Linked DNA regions of Homo sapiens: regions 2 and 3 are each linked to region 1. Evidence: read pairs that join two places in POLR2A ChIA-PET (ENCODE). Cell type or tissue: GM12878. All regions are shown on one strand.

Evidence for each region. ChIA-PET counts read pairs that join two places held together with the same protein. Peaks named below come from ENCODE experiments on the same cell type or tissue, not always from the same donor. Only the 100,000 strongest peaks of a DNase experiment are listed, where the experiment ranks them.
Region 2: POLR2A ChIA-PET joins it to region 1 with 5 read pairs; 7 of 35 experiments call an interaction of 5 or more read pairs at or near these places.
Region 3: POLR2A ChIA-PET joins it to region 1 with 8 read pairs; 7 of 35 experiments call an interaction of 5 or more read pairs at or near these places.

What each region holds. Positions count from the first base shown.
Region 1 is chr21:33,440,995-33,443,494 of GRCh38, forward strand. It overlaps a transcript of TMEM50B not described here. Among named protein-coding and RNA genes, the nearest start is that of TMEM50B, 38 kb to the right of the region's middle. In GM12878, no CTCF peak of the experiment used is centred here; a DNase peak (open chromatin) is centred at 1,257; H3K27ac peaks cover 1,673 bases.
Region 2 is chr21:33,230,454-33,232,953 of GRCh38, forward strand. The region is part of intron 1 of IFNAR2-IL10RB (IFNAR2-IL10RB readthrough); the gene reads left to right. All of the region lies in intron 1 of IFNAR2 (interferon alpha and beta receptor subunit 2), which reads left to right. Among named protein-coding and RNA genes, the nearest start is that of IFNAR2-IL10RB, 1.8 kb to the left of the region's middle. RefSeq lists a silencer at 1,174-1,363. In GM12878, a CTCF peak has its summit at 235 (motif pointing left); a DNase peak (open chromatin) is centred at 1,246; H3K4me3 peaks cover 2,500 bases; H3K27ac peaks cover 2,500 bases.
Region 3 is chr21:33,237,601-33,240,100 of GRCh38, forward strand. The region is part of intron 1 of IFNAR2-IL10RB (IFNAR2-IL10RB readthrough); the gene reads left to right. All of the region lies in intron 1 of IFNAR2 (interferon alpha and beta receptor subunit 2), which reads left to right. Among named protein-coding and RNA genes, the nearest start is that of IFNAR2-IL10RB, 8.9 kb to the left of the region's middle. RefSeq lists enhancers at 689-918, 1,059-1,108. In GM12878, no CTCF peak of the experiment used is centred here; DNase peaks (open chromatin) are centred at 1,301 and 1,434; H3K4me3 peaks cover 2,323 bases; H3K27ac peaks cover 2,500 bases.

The DNA of each region.
Region 1 (2,500 bases):
TCAGGTGAGCGGATCGCCTGAGGTCAGGAGTTCAAGATCAGTCTGGCCAACAAGGTGACACCCTGTCTCTACTAAAAATACAAAAATCAGCCCAGCGCAGTGGCAGGTGCCTGTAATCACAGCTATTCAGGAGGCTGAGGCAGGAGAATCGGTTGAACCCACAAGGTGGAAGTTGCAGTGAGCCCAGATGACACCACTGCACCTCAACCTGGGCAACAGAGCAAGAATCTGTCTCAAAAAAAAAAAGGACTTCTTGGTACATAACATTTAAAGAAGCCTGCATAGTCACTATGGCCACTATGTCTTTGAAGTGCCACAACAGAGAGAGGCTCTCTGAAAGGAAATGATACTGATTTGGGAATAGGGTATTACAAGGGGAACACGTGTGCCAGAGTAAACTATGTACATATTTAGGAAGGTGAAGGAAAACAAAGGTTCTTAAAGGAAAAAATGAGGATTAGATCACTGTTTTAAGATAATTATCCTTGGCTATAAGGATCAATAGCAAGGGGGATGCCATTCCAAGGTTAGACAGGCAGTTGTTGGGCAGATGTCCTCATAGAAGTGTTTGTTGTGTAAGGCGGTGAAGGGCTTTGTGCAAGGTTGAGATTTTTGCAGTCTTTTGTGATCATTTTTATTTATTTATTTATTTAGAGACAGAGTCTTGCTCTGTCACCCAAGCTGGAGGGCAGTGATGCAATCACAGCTCACTGCAACGTCTGCCTCCTGGATTCAAGAAATTCTCCTGTCTCAGCCTCCTTAGTAGCTGGGACTACAGGCATCCGCCACCATGCCTGGCTAATTTTTTGTATTTTTAGTAGAGATGGGATTTTGCCATGTTGCCCAGGCTGGTCTTGAACTCCTGACCTCAAGTGATCCACCTGCCTCAACCTTCTAAAATGCTGGGATTACAGGCATGAGCCACCACGCCCGGCCTTGTGATCATTTTTGTTATCAAGCATTTTTGCATGAGAATCCTTCATGGCCTTCCCCAGCTCTATTTGTCAGGGTTTTTTATTTGTTTGCTTGTTTGTTTGAAGCACAAGTGACTCCATTTTGATTCTGACAACTTCCACACTATGCAGTCACATCTCTGAGGCGCCCAGAGCCCTTCAAAATATATTTGCTGTTTGCCAAATAGTCTCTATTTGAGATGAGAACATCCCCAGCTGTCCTTCTGTTTGATGAGAAGTGAGACTCCACCCCAGCAGCTTCCGGAGATGCAGTCATGCCTCCCCACCCTTCACTGCCACTCCCAGCCTCCCTTGAGACTCAAGGACTGTCCCACGGGAATGAAGTGAAAGTGACGTCTTTCTCCTTGTTTCCAGTCTGTGGTGAGGGAAAACAGCTGGCTACGCTTGAGAGGGTATGGAAACTGGTCAGAGTGGTTACTTGGGACCTGGGGCCTCAGAGCCACCCGTTGCTAAGGAGAGGACTCTGGTCAGGGCAACTTGCCAATGCTCTAGGAATGACACCTAGACATTCCTAAAAAATGATAGCCTAAAAATTCATCCCATTGTAGAAATACAGGCAGCACTAGCTTCTCTGGGCCCCTCAGTTATCAAAAAAAGAGGAGGGAGGCAGACCCTCAGGGTTACTTTACATCCATATACCTAGCTACAACATAAACATCAAATGATATGTGGCCAGGCGCGCTGGCTCATGCCTGTAATCCCAGCACTTTGGGAGGCAGAGGCAGGCAGATCACTTGAGGTCAGGAGTTCGACACCAGCCTGGCCAACATGGAGAAACCCCGTCTCTACTAAAAATACAAAAATTAGCCAGGCATGATGGTGCATGCCTGTAGTTCCAGCTACTCAGTAGGTTAAGGCATGAGAATCGCTTGAACCTGGGAGGCGGAGGTTGCAGTGAGCAAGATCGTGCCACTGCACTCCAGCCTGGGCTAACAGAGAGAGACTCTGTCTCAAAAAAAAAAACAAAACAAATCAAAACAAAAAGCACAACATATGATATTAATGATTTTCCTTGAAATTAAATAGTGGTATGAGTAACAATGTATAATAACTGTAAATATTAATTCAACTCGTTTCATTTCTACATTCAGGTGAATAAAAATATCTGATCTATTCTCTGTGGGTAATAAGAGTATTTTTGTATCTGAAAAGCCTAAGAGAGGGTCAAACCCTTAAAGAGCTGGTAAGTCCAGGTAGGAGGACCCTGAGGTCCTTGGAGATGGGCAGGTACAAAATTTTGCCTGGCATAAAATTCAATTAATCAATCAAACTAATGTGTTTCTTGACTATTTACTTTCTGAAATTTTCCTGTGACCCTTAATACAACTGTGAGTACCTTCAAGTGTCCTCCAGATCCAGACACTTCTCAAGTGGCCAGCCCCATGCTAACTACTAAAATAGTGGAGCACCAGTAGTCGGGGCTGTGGGTACATTCCTGTAGGCTGTGCACCGCACAACCCCACAGGTGCTGTTGACCTAAACAGAACACAAAGGCACACAGCAACTGCTAGTAGTCCTGATACGTA
Region 2 (2,500 bases), 210 kb before region 1:
CCACGCGTCGCCCCTGCTGGGAGTCCGCTTTCGTTGCACCCCTCCGCGTCCCACCCCACCCCACCAAGGATGCCCAGGATACCGGGCATTTGCCACTGCAAGATGTGAGTCGTTGCTAAGTTTGAGGGTCACATTCCTCCAGGTCCACCCCGCCTTGCAAAACCGGCTCACCAGCTGGGTGCTCAGGTTCGGGATCTCCAGCCCGCCCCCTTGAGGTCCCCTGGGATTAGCCCCCCTCGACCTGCGTCAGGGTCACAGACTGCAGCCGGGGCTGGAGCGGCCTACACCCCTCCGGATCCGCTGCGTGGAGGCAGGAGGGGGAAGGGGCGAGGGGACGTGGCCGCGGAGACAGAAGGGTGCACCCTCCCAGGGTCGGAGAGGGGAGATACTGGGAAGATACTCCGCGAATATGGAGAGGCGATCGGCACTTGCATTTCAACCCTGAGCAAATCAATCCGTTACACGCAGTAGCGAGTTGACTCCATCAGCCCGTTTATTTGGTTAGCGATGGTTATATTGACTCTGAGTATTCCCACCTCCTTTCTTTTAACATTTTTTTTTTTATTTCCTTGTTTTGTTTAGCAAGAAGTCTTAGAAACGAATATAGCATGCTTGGGCGTTGATTCAGTGGTGAGAAGTGCCGGAGCTGGCTCAGGGAGAGGTGGAGTTTCCCATGTGTGCTCACTGGCCCAGGGGCTAAGTCCCACTGCTTGCCAAGGTTTCTCAGTATCCTGTCCACCCACCCCCTATCCACCTGTGCAGGCTTGAGGGGGTGAGGGGGTAGCAGATACTCTATCAAAATCTACCCTAAGGAAAATATTCGATAAACACTCCTAGCAATTAGGGCATAGCTGATAAGGCTTGATCTGTTTGTCGCAGAAAATGACTTGAACTTGTAAGTTCTATTGTTCATAAAGTTGTTTTCCACAATTTTAGATAATCAAAAATGTACATGACTCATTTTTCTTACCTATTATTTCCTCTAAAGTTTCTCATGTATTTATTGAAAAGTTAAAGAAAATCTGATTTTGGTTCACATAATTTGACAATGGTGATTTGTCTAAAAGTCATTTCAAAAAGTAGTATGAAAAGGATCATAACCCTAGAGGTACTGTCATAGACGTGAAACATTTATTAAAATATATATTCCATGGCTCACACTTGCACACTCAAAGCCACATTGGACTCATTTTTTCTGCTACCTTTATAAACCTTCAAACTGTTCAAGAGTCAATGGTATGTATCATCTTCCGTTATCAATCATCATGTTTTGTTTTGTTTGGTTTGGTTTGGTTTGGTTTGGTTTTTGACAAAGTCTCGCTCTGTCGCGCAGGCTGGAGTGCAGTGGCACTGTCTTGGCTCACTGCAACCTCCCCCTCCTGGGTTCAAGCGATTCTTCTGCCTCAGCCTCTTGAGTAGCTGAGATTACAGGCGTGTGCTACTACGCCTGGCTAATTGTATTTTTAGTAGAGATGGGATTTCCACTATGTTACCCAGCCTGGTCTGGAACTTCTGACCTCAAATGATCCACCTGCTTTGGACTCCCAAAGTGCTAGTATTACAGGCTCAATCATCATGTTTTATCAAAGCTAAAACCCAAACTAAAATGCCATTGCTTATAAGATGCACTTTCATTTTATGTAATGAAGTAAGAAAAAACACTGTCAATCATGCTATGCCATGCCACCAGAATGAAAGCATTCTGATTTCAGAAATTCTCAAATGTTAAAAGAAAATGGGCATTTTATAATTTGTGAAATATTAGTGAGTTAGAGCAGAGCTTGACGGCACTGGCCCTGAGGGTCCTTCTTCTTCCTTTGGAAGAATGAAACTGGGGGCTATGCAATTCAGGGAAGAATAAAGGAAAAACAGGTAATTGGCAGAGGAGGTTGGCTGACTTAGAGGTATGGAAAAGACAAAACAAAGGAGGGAAAAAGAGAGGTATGTATGATGGGGAGGAGTTCAGAGCCACTGAAAATTTTCTCTGGCCCTAACAGGAAAACGAGTTACCCCACAAGCCAGGGTTTTATCATCTGGTACGTGGAGATATCCATCAGCATTGTCATTGGTTTTCATTTGTTTGTTTTTAATTCTCAAGTTTAAAAAAAAATTTAAAATTTAAATGTGTCTCAACCACCAGAAACTATAGTGAGATTTCTCTGTAATAAATAGGAAAGAAGGAGACTGATCCAGTCCTTGTTAAAAAAAAAAAAAAGAGGAAACTGAATCACAACATACTTTGCTTTTTTCTTTTCTCACAAAGGAACAGTGGGCCCTTTATGCTGGGTGAAGGTGAGTGAGATGGGGGAAGGTTCACTGGGCACCAACCTTCTGGGCTAGAGAAATTGCCCAGGCTTTACAGAACAAGCTGGAATCAGATAAAGTTGTGGAAAGGAAGTCGAGGTTTCACTCTGCCATATCAGTAGGAGGTACTAAAGCCAAACTAGTAGCAGCAAAGTGAACAGAAATGGTAAGGGGGAAAAATAGGAAAGGAAAGAAC
Region 3 (2,500 bases), 200 kb before region 1:
GGCAACGCCTCTGCTGTGGATTGATTATGGGAGATGACATCACACATCAAGATATCTCAGCAGATGTTTCTCAATGGGTACAGTATTATGGGATTAGTTCCAGGCAGTCGTGCTTGGATATCTCATGGGTGGTGGAGTCTGTAGCAAGGCTGGAAATTTTGACTTGGAATCACTTGGATTTCTCTAAGAGAATACCCCAGGTTGGATGTGTTACTGTGGCAGCAGAGAAGACTTAAAAATTACATTGTTTTTAGCTTGAACTTCGTCTTGTGAAGTCCTAATTAGGGAAGAGGAGTCAGGCTGGGGGTCTAGGGGAAAGCAAAGAGATAAAGCAGATAAGCCATAGGTCTACCTTGCTTCATGGTCCAGGACATACAAACAAAAAGAAGAAGCAGATAAGCTATAGGTCTGCCTTTCTTTATGGCCCAGGACATACGACCCTCCTGCACACATAACTCACAATCTTCCTGCGTATCATCAAATGCTTCAACTTATCATCAAACATCTCGGCTGACCGAAAAATGCAAGTTAGCTCCCTGCTACCTTGGCGTTGTCAGTCCTCCACATAGCACTCTTCAGCTTAAATTGCATTTTATAAAATCCCCAGCAAGCCTTTGTCTCCTGGCAGTCAACTCGTCTCTTACTGACCTGCCCATTGCTCCCTTGCAATGTATTTTCCTACTTTCTCTAATAAATCTGCCTTTCTTGACCTAAACTGTCATGGTAAATTCTTCTTACTCCTATGTCACCAGCCACAGACAGTCGCCACAAGCCATGACAAGTCTGCGATTTCATGGTCTTTTTTTATTTTGATGATATTTCCCCAGTGTTTGGGGGACAGAAGAATGCCCACAATCTATAGGTCTTAGTCACATGGATGGGGACAGAATATCTGAGAGAGAGAGAAGGAACAAGATCTACTGGGGCTCCTTAAAATTCTTCTTGAAGAACTCCTTTCTCACCTTGGAGTAGGGAAGACTTTCTGATTATGACTCAAAATTTAGAAGCTAAGAAAGAAAATACCTTTAAATCTGAAAACATAAAACTCAAAAACTTCTGGGTGTTTTTTTGGGGGGGTTGTTTTTTTTAAACAGCACAAGCAACTCAAAGGGCAAGTGACAAACTGGGGAGAGAAGAAAAAGATGTGACTCATATCACAGTTTCCCTTCTACTTAAAAAAAAAAAAAACTGCAAACCAGTAAGAAAATAGCAACAGCTCAACAGAAAAATTGCCAAAGGCACGAACAGTTAATGAGAAGGAGATGCAAATCGCTCTTAAACCTATGAAAAGATGAAGGTGTTCCATCACAAAGAGTAAGAGAAATACAAATTAATATTAATGTGAAAGACAACTTTTCATTTATGAATTTGAGAAAAATCCAAGAACTTGATGATATACCTCTAAGAAGCAACGGTAGGGAAACGAAAATTCTCACACATTGCAGGTGGTTATGTAAATTGGTATAGCCCCGCGGGTGGTCAGTGTGACAGTTTCTATCCAAATTACAGATGCATAGTTTCATTGCCAGGTCTCTTCTGTCTGCTTCTTCAGACCCACCCTCCCCTCTCCCCACTGTTTAGTTGGCCCAGGACCCTGTCTGGTAAGGATACAACTCCAGGCCCCTTGCCCTATGGCTTCTGGTTGTGTTCAGCCGATGGGGAGCCCCAAATAAGAGAAGGAAGGGACACCGTGAGTGATATTTATCCCTCAGCTTCCTGCCTGCACTGTCCTCTTGGTCTGGCTGTGTCCAGTGGTCTCATGTCATAGCTGCTCATACAGGAGTTTCTCCTTACAAATTGCAATGTTGGCTTCTCTTCCCCCTCCGGCCCAGAGTGATTACAGCCATCAATGTTGTGAGCTACAGGTTCTATACCCTCCCTTCTGCAGGCCCAGAATGGTAACAGCCCTCAATGTTGTGAGCTGCAGGTTCTGTACTCTCCCTCCTGGGGCCCAGAGTGGTCACAGCCCTCAATGTTGTGAGCTACAGGTTCTATACTCTCCTTTCTGCAGGCCCAGAGTGGTGACAGCCCTCAATGTTGTGAGCTACAGCTCTCAATGTTGTGAGCTACAGGTTCTATACCCTCCATTCTGCAGACCCAGAATGTTACAGCCCTCAATGTTGTGATCTGCAGGTTCTGTACTCTCCCTCCTGGGGCCCAGAGTGGTCACAGCCCTCAATGTTGTGAGCTACAGGTTCTATATTCTCCCTTCTGCAGGCCCAGAGTGGTCACAGCCCTCAATGTTGTGAGCTACAGGTTCTATATTCTCCCTTCTGCAGGCCCAGAGTGGTCACAGCCCTCAATGTTGTGAGCTACAGGTTCTATATTCTCCCTTCTGCAGGCCCAGAGTGGTCACAGCCCTCAATGTTGTGAGCTACAGGTTCTATATTCTCCCTTCTGCAGGCCCAGAGTGGTCACAGCCCTCAATGTTGTGAGCTACAGGTTCTGGAGTCTCCCTTCTGGGCCCCAGAGTGGTCACAGGCCTCAATGTTGTGAGCTG